Linked DNA regions of Mus musculus: all the other regions are linked to region 3. A link is a loop called in an ENCODE intact Hi-C map of the cell type or tissue named here. Cell type or tissue: left cerebral cortex. All regions are shown on one strand.

Region 1 (2,500 bases), 180 kb after region 3:
CATTGTTAAGGTCACTCACTCACTGGCCTCCAAAGGTACCTGTACAGACACTCACAGCTGAAGTACATTGCTGTCTATCCTTTAGCCACTCAAGATACCGCGTATTAACCATGCCAGTCAAGAATGCTGTGAGTGGCAGATGGCCTTACTTTGCTGTGTTTGTCTCACATTTCAAATCTCTTTGCGTATATGCCATCCATGTGTCTTTACTATTAAGGACAACACAGCCAAGCATCATGCCATGCACCTGCAGGCTTGCACTTGGCAGTGGAAACAGGACAAAGAGTTGAAGAACAGTAAGTCCAGTGATAGCCTGTGGGCACACACCCCTCGCCCAACCCAGCAAATAGCCATACCTGTCTTTGGTGGGTTGCTTAGCTCTGTGGTGTCTGACCTCCTGACCTTCATTTTTGTCTGAATCTCAGATAGTGAATGGGAAAGTCTTTACTTCCTACTGTGTCTTTTTTTCTTCAGAAATACTGCCCAGGGTACCTTCATCCTGGAAGTGTCTCTTCTTAGTTCGGGACTTAGTGAAGGTGATAAATTTATGTGAGGTTTATGTTTGTGTTCAGTTGTATCAATAGTAAATAAATAGTGAGCACACTGTTAGAAACACTTGATCTGCTCCTGGAATTAATTAGATTTATGTATGTAAGTACACTGTAGCTGTCTTCAGACACACAAGAGGGAATCAGATCCCATTACAGATGGTTGTGAGCCACCATGTGGTTGCTGGGATTTGAACTCAGGACCTCTGGAAGAGCAGTCAGTATTCTTAACCGCTAAGCCATCTCTCCAGCCCATCTTAGAGTTCTTAAAGTGATGAAGCCCACAGCTCCAGAGCCTTGAGTCTGAGAAAAGGAAAGCCTGTGTCTGCAGAATAGCGACAGCTTTCATAGGAATGGACCCAGTTTTCCCAGCCAGTGAGGGCGGCACGGAAAGCTGAGGCTGTGTGCTATTTGCAGAGTTGGAGCTTAGGGCATTGTAACAAGGATTCAGACCCAGGGAGTTTGGTAAGCCATATGATTCCTGGATTTATTTTTTGGTTTTAGTTTTTGGTGTTTTTGAGCAAGTTGTTAACTTATAAAGAGTAGGAATCAGAGGAGGCCTTCCCATTATTAATGTCCAGCAACCCCCAGTGTGCTGTGGCCTTTGACCTGAGAGCTCCTGCTGCAGTAGCAGTGTCCTCCAGAGAAGATGTAACCCTTCGGATGGTAACACTAAGTAAAGTCAGTGAAGAGACAGACACACTGTAGTTACATTTTGTGTGTTGGTCCTGTTCTGTGGGAGACATACAGTTATAAACATGGAGAGACCCTAGGAATCGACTGACCTTCCATCCCTTCACTTTTTCTTTCATTTGACTCTACCTTTGTTTTGCTATAGTTGTGGAAGTGTTTATGTTTTTGACACAATACTGCCGCCCCCTGGCCAATGGGCAAGACTGCATCAGGAGCTCTAGGAGGTTTTTCAGAGTTACAGGTCTGCTTATAAGCAAGCCAGAGTAGGTGTTTTGTTTTTGTTTTTGTTGTTTTGTTATATGGAATCAGTGGGCATGTGTGCGTCAGTTGGTAACTAGTAATGTAGAAATAGCACATCTAACTAAGTTTCCAGTATATCTCTGGCTAGGTTCAGAAAAAAAAAAAAAAAAACAATTTACAGTTGCCAGTCATTGACTCCAAAGAGTCTTCTGATGAGTTCATGTTTTCGTGCGTCTTACAAGTGTTGCAGAAATGTGTGGATGCTTATATATTGGAGCCGGGTTGAGGGAGCGGCTGGTCACCTGCCTTCCCAGCTGCTCTGGGAAGTACTCATCATTGTGAGCCTGGAAAGGTTGCTGGAGGTCAGCGCCACCCCTTCCACAGAGCTCTCGGGATCTGCAGGGAGACCGGCTCCAGCCTCTCCACACAGGTTCCTGACAGACGATGGGCCTTTCCTTAAGCAGTCACCTGCTTTCAGGTGCTCTCTTTCCATTCTTACAAGTTCTTTAAATTATTCTCATTTTCCAGGACAAAACCCAGAATCTTAGAGCGTGGCCAGAGCCACACACATGGTGTGACATTGGGGGTCCATGGTGACAGGCTTTCCTGTGTTGTCTAGCGAACTGTGTCCTTTGTTCCATAGTGCTTGGGCCAGGTTTCATGTGATCATTCTGGCTGTTGTTTTTTGTTTTGTTAGTGTTTAAACCCTAAATAAAACAGATACAAATCTTTTAAGTCTATGTTTTTCAAGTACTTTGACTTCATTTTGTCCACACACACGTAGTTAGCAATGTTTAAAGACATTTTTCCTGCCATTGCTTAGGGAAGGTGCAGCATTTAACAGTGGCAAGGGGACGGAGTCATCAGGCATGTGTCAGCGCTGCAAACGTGGTGAGCTTGTGACTGTCTCAGTCATGGTCTTAAGTTTCTCCCCTCGGGATAAAATGGAAGGACAAGTGTTTCTCGTGGGTCTTGGCAGACTGAGCCTTCTGCCAGGTGTGGTCACGTGTTCTGTTCTT
Region 2 (2,500 bases), 59 kb after region 3:
GAAGCATTTAAATTCATTTTTGAGAAATACTGATTAAATTATTAGTTTCCTTTTTGGGAAAATGTCTGGATAGTGGAGGAACCTTGTTGAAAATTGGTATGACATCTTTCTTAGTGTATTTTCTGTCTGCTCTGTAAAGCTTTTGGCAGTTACAGAAGATCCAGAGAATCTAGCCCTCTTGGGGAATTCCCCGCGGTCCTGACTTTGAAGCGTTGTGGTTGCTACAGTTACAGTGATCTGTGCTGCAGGGGACATGTGCACCGAGCTCTGTTTCCAACAGGAGGCCTGCCATATGCCGCACCTCTCCTTTTCTCAGCAGCTTGTAAAAGGCATGCTTGGATGTTTACTGTCTACTATGTGAGCTGTCATGCTAGAGAAAGCAGCATCCCAAGATGCTGTGCCTAAATAACACTGTTTGCTTTTAGCATCTTAAGGCATTGCTACTAAGTGTGATCCCATCAATAGATGAAACTGTATCTTTGTTTTAATTCTGGTTTTAAAGGCACTGTTATGTCTTTCATGTTAGTCAGTGGCAAGAATATGCTTTTATCTAGTAAGTAGAAAAAAGGATGGCAGAGCAGAAGGGTGTGGGAGGGACGATATGGAACTGCCAGGCAGAACTGGGCAGCATGACGGGGCATCACTCCCATGTGCTTATGGCCACTGAGTCCCTAAGGAATGAGTGTTTTCCTATTCTGATTCCCGATGGAAAACTGAGTTTCCCCTCCTCATCTTCCCCTTCTCAGCTTTTGGGAGGAGACCTTCTTATTGAAGGTGTAAAACAGTAGGACATGTCAGTGTTTAACTGGAGTGTTTAGCAGCTCTGAAGGGAGCAGAGTAGGTTTTCATGGACACTTAAAATAAAACACAACAAAAACCAAAACACTCAGGCAGGAGGCTCACTCCTGTACTCTCAGTTGAGCAGGAGGGTCATGAGATTGATGTCAGCCTGGACTGCAGAGTGAGACCAACCATGTCCTTGTAAACAAACAAGGAATTTAATTTTTCAGTGTTATTCTGGAAAAAAATAAGTTTTGTACTTCCCCTGATAAGAGCTAGTAGCGATTCTAGAACTACTATCCATATTACAGAGAGCTGAAACTCACGCTAAACTAAGAATTAGCAGCTTTAGTTGTTCTTTGTAGAAGTTAATAGCTGTCTGTAAGAATGTTAGAAACTTAACTCCTTTTTTGTTAAAAAAGATTAATTTATTATTATGTGAGTACACTCGCTGTAGCTGTCTTCAGAAGACACCACCAGAAGAGGGCGTCAGATCTCATTACGGATGGTTGTGAGCCGCCATGTGGTTGCTGGGATTTGACCTCAGAACCTTCGGAAGAGCAGCCAGTGCTCTTAACGGCTAAGCCAGCTCTCCAGCTCTGAAACTTAACTCTTTATTCCCAATTATTAGGTTCTTTTTGGAACTGTCTGTGGCATTTGCTAGAAGCAGACTCAGTGAAAGAGTGTTGAGAGACTGAGGAAGAGTACTGCTGCCCCGAGTGGTGACCGGGCGCTGAGGCAGAGACCGTGGTGGGCGGGGGCCGTGGAGTGGAGATAACTTCTTGAAAGGAAGGGCATAAAGATCTGAATTTAGTTAGCTCCATTCCACAGTTCAAGCCTTCGACTCTGGCCTGAGTGGTCAAGAAGGTGCTGAAAGAGCTTGGGTATATTCCCGCTTGGCTCTTCTAAAATGACTCGGTTTTAGACACTCAGTAGCTGTGCTGATCAGAGACAACAGCTTGCATATGCATGCTGTACCGTGCTGGGCCTTGCCTTCATCTTCTTCAACAGCATCCGTGTAGCAAATCACTATTGACTACGTTTGTCTTCGTTCTCTAAGTATAGCCTTCTCTTAACATCTTCATTCAGCTTCTGTTTTTTGTCATCCTGTAATCTGTTTTTCATGGCAGGATAGGTGAGCTTTTCAGAAATGTAGATCACACCATTCTCTTATAAGACCTTTGTTTCTCATCCCATTGGGAGCACAATTACATTTCTTGCTATGGCCCTAGGCTGGTTCTGGCCTTTCTAAGTTTCTCACAAAACCCGTGGTCGGTGCCCATCTTGCACTCAGCTGCGCTTAAATTGGTGTCTAGTCTGTTGCTTGAGGAGCTGACAAGCCAGGGCTTACTTCAGTGCACTACTTTCACCATAACTTCCTGTCTGGAGTTCTTCATCACTGGGCTCTTGGTTTGGGTTTCTGTCTTATGATTTGGACTCCACTTCAGTCTTGGTCAGCAGGAAAGCTCTCCAGACCACAGTCTGAAGTGAAGCCATCGGCCTGTTACTTTGCCTGTTTCTTTGCTTCAGTTATATTGACTCTTATGTAAGTGTTTTCCAACAATATTTGCCACCTATGCCTGTAAATTCCATTAAACATCAGCTATAGTTGAATTCTTGTAGCAGGAAAAGTTCTCAACATGCTAAGCTCCCCAGACAAACACAAGCAAGCTGACGCTGCTGCTGTGTAATTGTGTTACAGTTTGTAGGAAGTGGTTTG
Region 3 (2,500 bases):
GACACTCCAAAGAGAAAATTATCCCTCTATTTGAAATAGATGGGTGAATTATTTTAAGCCAAGCTCTATCCTTTAATTATTCTATTATATACAGACCTTAACTCCTCTGAGAAGAGTGTATGGTTTAAGGACACCAATAAGCATTTACAGAATATTAACAAACTAACAATAGGCTGATGATTCGCCCTGGACTCATGCCAGAGTCTGTGAAAGAACTCAATAAACATGATATGCATTTCAAAAACTGGTAATTATAATTAAAATTCCAAACCCCACGATCCTATAAATTATATTAAGTAGAATGGGAGCATTGGCTTGCCCTGGCTCAGGCTTATAGTATGTGGTACACATGGTGATAATGTCTTTGAGCATAGTGGGAATATAGTAATATTTTTTAAAGGTGATACTTGGATTTTCCTTTCCTTTTTTGTTGGCATTTTTAAGACAGAGTTTCCAAATGTAGCTCTGACTGGCCTGCAACTCACACTGTAGACCAGGTGGGCCTTAACCTTTAATTAAGATCTTCTTGCCTCTGGCTCTCTAGTGTTAAGATAACAGGTAAGAGCCACCAGGCCTTGGTGAAACTAGTCTACGCCTCCCCTCCCCCAACAGGGCACAGCTACTGCTCTCTTTAAAAGACTCTCCGTCGTAATGGTCTGTTCTTTATTACTATTTTTTTTTAAAGTCATATGTGTGTGTGTGTGTGTGTAGGTTTGTGCACATGGAGGCTAGAGGAGTGTTGGATTTCTCAGAGCTGTAGTTACAGGCAGCTTTAGCAGCCTGATGTGGGTGCTGGTAACCGAAGTGGGGTCTTCTGCAAAGAGCAGTTGAGCCCTGTTCTTTATTACTTAATGAGGCCTTTTATTATTCTCATCAATAAGCAGCACAATTCACCAATTCACATTTTCTTTTCTTTTTTTTTTTTCACTTCAGTTTCGGTCAAACATTATTTTTAAAACATTATGAACTACCCATCAGAACAAATAACTTCGAATCCACTCTGTAGCTCCCCTTGAACCTCAAGGAATAGGAATCTGTCTCTTAAATGAAATAAGCAATTATGGCTCTGGTAATAATAAGAGCAAGGGGACAGTCGCCAAGCCCACCCCTAAGACCGACCCGCTTGAGGTAGACCATCCCGAGGGTCAGTACAGGGCTGGCCGCTGGGAGCTCTGCCTGTGGCCGAGCAGGGCGGACCAAGCACAAAGCCGCGCCTGGGGCGGGGAGCCCATCTCCCAGGTTCCGGCCGCCGCCCGGAGCGTGCACTAAGGGCTCGGCCGCGCCGCCACCAAAGCCTGGCCTCTCCCCTTGCCTTGCCTTCTGCTCATTTTATTAAAAAGGAAGAAAAAAAAAAAAAAAGAGAGAGAGAAGAAAAAAAAGGAGGAAAAAAAGAAAAAAAAAAAAAAAAAAGAAAATGGAAGAGCGAGCTGGAGCAAACATCCCGCCCCCAGGCCCGCCTTCCGCCTCCTATTGGCCCGTCCTCTACTGACGTCACGAAGAGACAGACCAATGGTGATGGTCGATACTGCGAGGTGGGCCGGGCCCGAGCGCGGAGTGGGCGGCGGGTCGGCGCAGCAGCCCCGCGGCTCCGCCACCATCGCGGAGGTGCCGCTGCTCCCACAGACGCTCGCGAGCCGCCCCCCGCGCTCCGCAGCCTCTCGCCCCGCCGGGCCTCGGTCCCCGCCTCCTTCCCCGCGCCTCGTCCCCTCACGCGCTCCCCACCTTGTTTCCGCCTCATTTTCTCTCCTAGTTGAGGGGTAGGAAAAAAAAAAAAAAACCCTACCATCCTCCGGTGGGAGCCACTCGCCCTCTGGGAAAAAAAAATCCACAAAACCAGACATGGTCCTGGGCTCCCACTGCTGAAGGCTTGGCCCACCCGAGGAGGTCGAAGTCCCGGCAGGGAAGCCCCGCAGCCCCCCGGTGTCGCATCCCCGCGGGCCGGCCCCTTCGGCCCCGCGCCCACCGCCCTCGGTCCGCCGCCGGCCCCCGCGGCCTCCCTCCCGGTCCCTGCACTTTCCCCGGAGCCCGGCCGCCACCCCTCTCATTGATGGTGTAGCGCCCGAGGGGAAGGTAAGTGTCCAAGTTGTCAGCGCCGCGCCGCGGGCGCCCCTCCTCGGCCCCTCTTTCTGGGGTCGGAGTGCTCTGGGTGGGCGGTGGGGCTCGGCCGGGAAAGCCGAGGCGGAATGCGAAGGGTGAGAGTGGAGGCGAGCCCTCGGGGAACCATGGGCCGGACGCTGCCTTTGGTCCTGTGCGAGCCAGGTGACTGTACTACGTGCTTCTTGACCCCTGCTCTCTCTTGGCTTCTTAGGCACGCTCTGGAACTAGTCTGAGGTTAAACTGTTACACGCCACTAGCTGAGCAGCTCAACTGTGAGAGGGAAGGACCCGAAGCTGTGCATTTCTTGGATATTTGTGAATGTGGGGGTCTGGGAACGGACTCATTAAAGTCTCATTTCACATTAGGAGGAAGACTCCTCCTTTGTGTCTCTCTTCTCAGGCTC
Region 4 (2,500 bases), 49 kb after region 3:
GCACTTAGGAGGCAGACTGAGGCTTCTGAGTTAAGAGGCCAGCCTGATCTACTTCGAAAGTACCAGGCTAGCCAAACATAAAGATATGCACACAGAGAGGTGTAGACACACACCCTACCCTCAAACCCAAGCAACAAATGAGAGAGGGGAAGAGATGTGGAACAGCTCTTTCAAGATCCAAAACAGTTTTTTATTTCTGCTAAATAAAGTCTATTTCTAATAACCCGTAAGAACTTTACCTAGGCTTGCAAGGCATTTTTCTATTTCTTCTTTAGTAAAGAACCATTTTCCTAAGATTAACACTGGGGAAATACCACTGGAAGCCTTCCCTGATTGTGAGTGTGAGTTCAGTACACCAGCAGCTGCTCTAACTTGCATCTTAAGTGTTTATGGAAAGTCCATGTGTTAGGGGTCTGCTCCGTAGCTTGTGGCACTTTTGGAAAGATGGCCTCAGTGAGAGGCTGTACATCACTGAGGGTGGGCCTTCACAGGCACTGTATTTTGGCAGCCCAGCTTTTCAGCACTTATGAAGATGGAAAGGCTTATTTTGGCTCAAGTTTTGTAAAGGCTTTTCCTCTGCTCCCAAATCCTGGGATTTCAGTTTTGTGCCACTGTCTTCTGCTAGTGTGCCAAGGGCCAGTTCCTTCCTTATCTTTCACCTTACTCGAGCTTTTGGAAATTAGCAATGAAAACTCAGGTGGCTTTGCAACTTTAATTTTTCAAACCTCATTTTTAATGATGGTTCTTAAATACTTTAACCTCCCATCACCCACCAGAGGTAGTGGGAAAGAAAGGATATAGGGGAAGTAGACCTGTTAATTCGTTCTTTGGAGCAAATCTTACTTGTGTTGTCAGGAAATCAGCAGTTCAGTTCACAGGTGAGCAGTGGCAGCTCCATCCACTTGCAAACACTTTACGGATACACCAGCAGTCCAGTTCAGTAGCTAGCAAACATGAATCAGTAGCAGTGTCACTACCTAGCAGAGACAGCCAGGCCTCAGCTTCTGCAGGAGGGACCAGGAGGAAAGCCAGGAGAGGCTCTTGGCTGTGCCTTTCTCAGGGAAGGGAAGATGAAGGAAGATTCCAGACCCGCAAGCATTGAACAGCTAGCTCTATAAGCAAGCCTAGCTTGCATCCATCACTGTCCCTCGAGATCTATTTATACCTTTCAAACATCACATGTTCTCCATGGGTCTTGCCTCAGCACATGTGTCTGTCTCAGCTGACATCTCTCTGGCAATCAGCCCTAGTCCACAGAAGCAGCAAGAAACTGCAGCACACCACCAGAAGTTTTTTGGTGCGTTTCTCTCTGTGGTGTCCCGACAAATGCAGCTCAACTACCAGATGTAAGGTGGACCAATACATTCATGCCCTGAGCAAAGACTCCTTCATCGCGGATCGTTTCACGTGCTCGCAGGAGCAGAGCATCCTTTCCCTGTGTCTGCTTCAGAGAAATAAATGTTCCTTCATGAGCTCTCCTTAACCTTAACCTGTGGCCACGTCAGGAAAACACCGTCCAACACGACTGACTTTCCAAAGTACCCTAAGTTCCCACTTCATGGCTTCCCAATGAAGGAATCATTTTCACACTTCATACCTACTAAAATTTTATCAACATTTTCAATGCAAAATTAATAGAATTGTACATTTTAAAAAAAGTTACCATGATCCTTAACTTCAGAGTACTTTCAAAATGATATATTAAGACAGCAACACAGACTAATATTTTAGAGAGAATACTACTCATAATAAAATGATGAAAATATGATAGCAGTTGTATTAATTTTATATCTTAAAAAAAAAAACACCAACGCTTGAGATGAGAAAGGTTACTCAGAAATGTGTGTGTCTCATTCTGATCAGGCCGCGCTCGTCCTTTATGGTGCAGAATCACAGCTTAGGTCCTTTGGTTGAAAGGAAGCTGCACCTAAGGCATTTCAATGGGAAATTCTTTGAAGAATGTTTTTAGTGCATATCTTAGCTACACAGCAGGCGCCACTGTGACAGTTTAATACACGCACACAATGGTTTGATCATATTCCCCTGGTAGTTATCCTCTTCTCCGCTCCCATTTCCTCTGACTCCTTGCGCCCAACTAGCCTTCCCCCTACTTTCATGTTTTTTTCTTTCTTTTAAAATTTTGTAATCATTAGGATTGTTTGCAGGAACATGGCCACCTGTACAAATCAAAATTCTTTTCCCTGAATAGCATTCGGAGGAAAGTGATAAAAATGCATTAATTTGAATATTGCAACTTAGGCAGTAATGTGTGTCACAAATGATATTATGATTCTTTAGTAGCAAACTGTTAGGGATTATATAATTCTGTTTTTTTGGGGGGATGTGTATGCACATGTGTGCACATGCATAATCACATGTGTGTATATTTCATGCACACTAGAAATCTACTTTGGGCTGCTTCATCCTTCGTTTTGTAACAATGTCTCTTGTTTGGCCTAATATCCTTGGGTAGACTTGCTTGCTGGTCAGGGAACCCCAT

Evidence for each region. Hi-C counts contacts between places; a loop is a spot of excess contacts. Peaks named below come from ENCODE experiments on the same cell type or tissue, not always from the same donor. Only the 100,000 strongest peaks of a DNase experiment are listed, where the experiment ranks them.
Region 1: it touches region 3 in a loop (2.8-fold over the local background); 3 of 42 quality-filtered maps call a loop at or near these places.
Region 2: a loop joins it to region 3, with 2.6 times the contacts of the local background. A loop is called at or near these places in 9 of 42 quality-filtered maps.
Region 4: a loop joins it to region 3, with 2.1 times the contacts of the local background. A loop is called at or near these places in 10 of 42 quality-filtered maps.

Annotation. Positions count from the first base shown.
Region 1 is chr4:150,464,553-150,467,052 of GRCm38, forward strand. All of the region lies in intron 4 of Rere (arginine glutamic acid dipeptide (RE) repeats), which reads left to right. It overlaps Gm52709 (a long non-coding RNA gene), which reads right to left. Exons shown (of 2, transcript XR_003955312.1): 1 at 1-2,500. Among named protein-coding and RNA genes, the nearest start is that of Gm52709, 1.6 kb to the right of the region's middle. In left cerebral cortex, a CTCF peak has its summit at 1,446; a DNase peak (open chromatin) is centred at 1,422.
Region 2 is chr4:150,338,848-150,341,347 of GRCm38, forward strand. The region is part of intron 1 of Rere (arginine glutamic acid dipeptide (RE) repeats); the gene reads left to right. Among named protein-coding and RNA genes, the nearest start is that of Rere, 58 kb to the left of the region's middle. In left cerebral cortex, a CTCF peak has its summit at 1,416; DNase peaks (open chromatin) are centred at 318 and 567; H3K27ac peaks cover 1,059 bases.
Region 3 is chr4:150,280,006-150,282,505 of GRCm38, forward strand. It overlaps Rere (arginine glutamic acid dipeptide (RE) repeats), which reads left to right and starts at 1,911. Exons shown (of 23, transcript NM_001085492.1): 1 at 1,911-2,070. In left cerebral cortex, a CTCF peak has its summit at 1,165; DNase peaks (open chromatin) are centred at 679, 1,228, 1,512 and 2,155; H3K4me3 peaks cover 1,747 bases; H3K27ac peaks cover 1,741 bases.
Region 4 is chr4:150,329,134-150,331,633 of GRCm38, forward strand. The region is part of intron 1 of Rere (arginine glutamic acid dipeptide (RE) repeats); the gene reads left to right. Among named protein-coding and RNA genes, the nearest start is that of Rere, 48 kb to the left of the region's middle. In left cerebral cortex, no CTCF peak of the experiment used is centred here; a DNase peak (open chromatin) is centred at 1,051.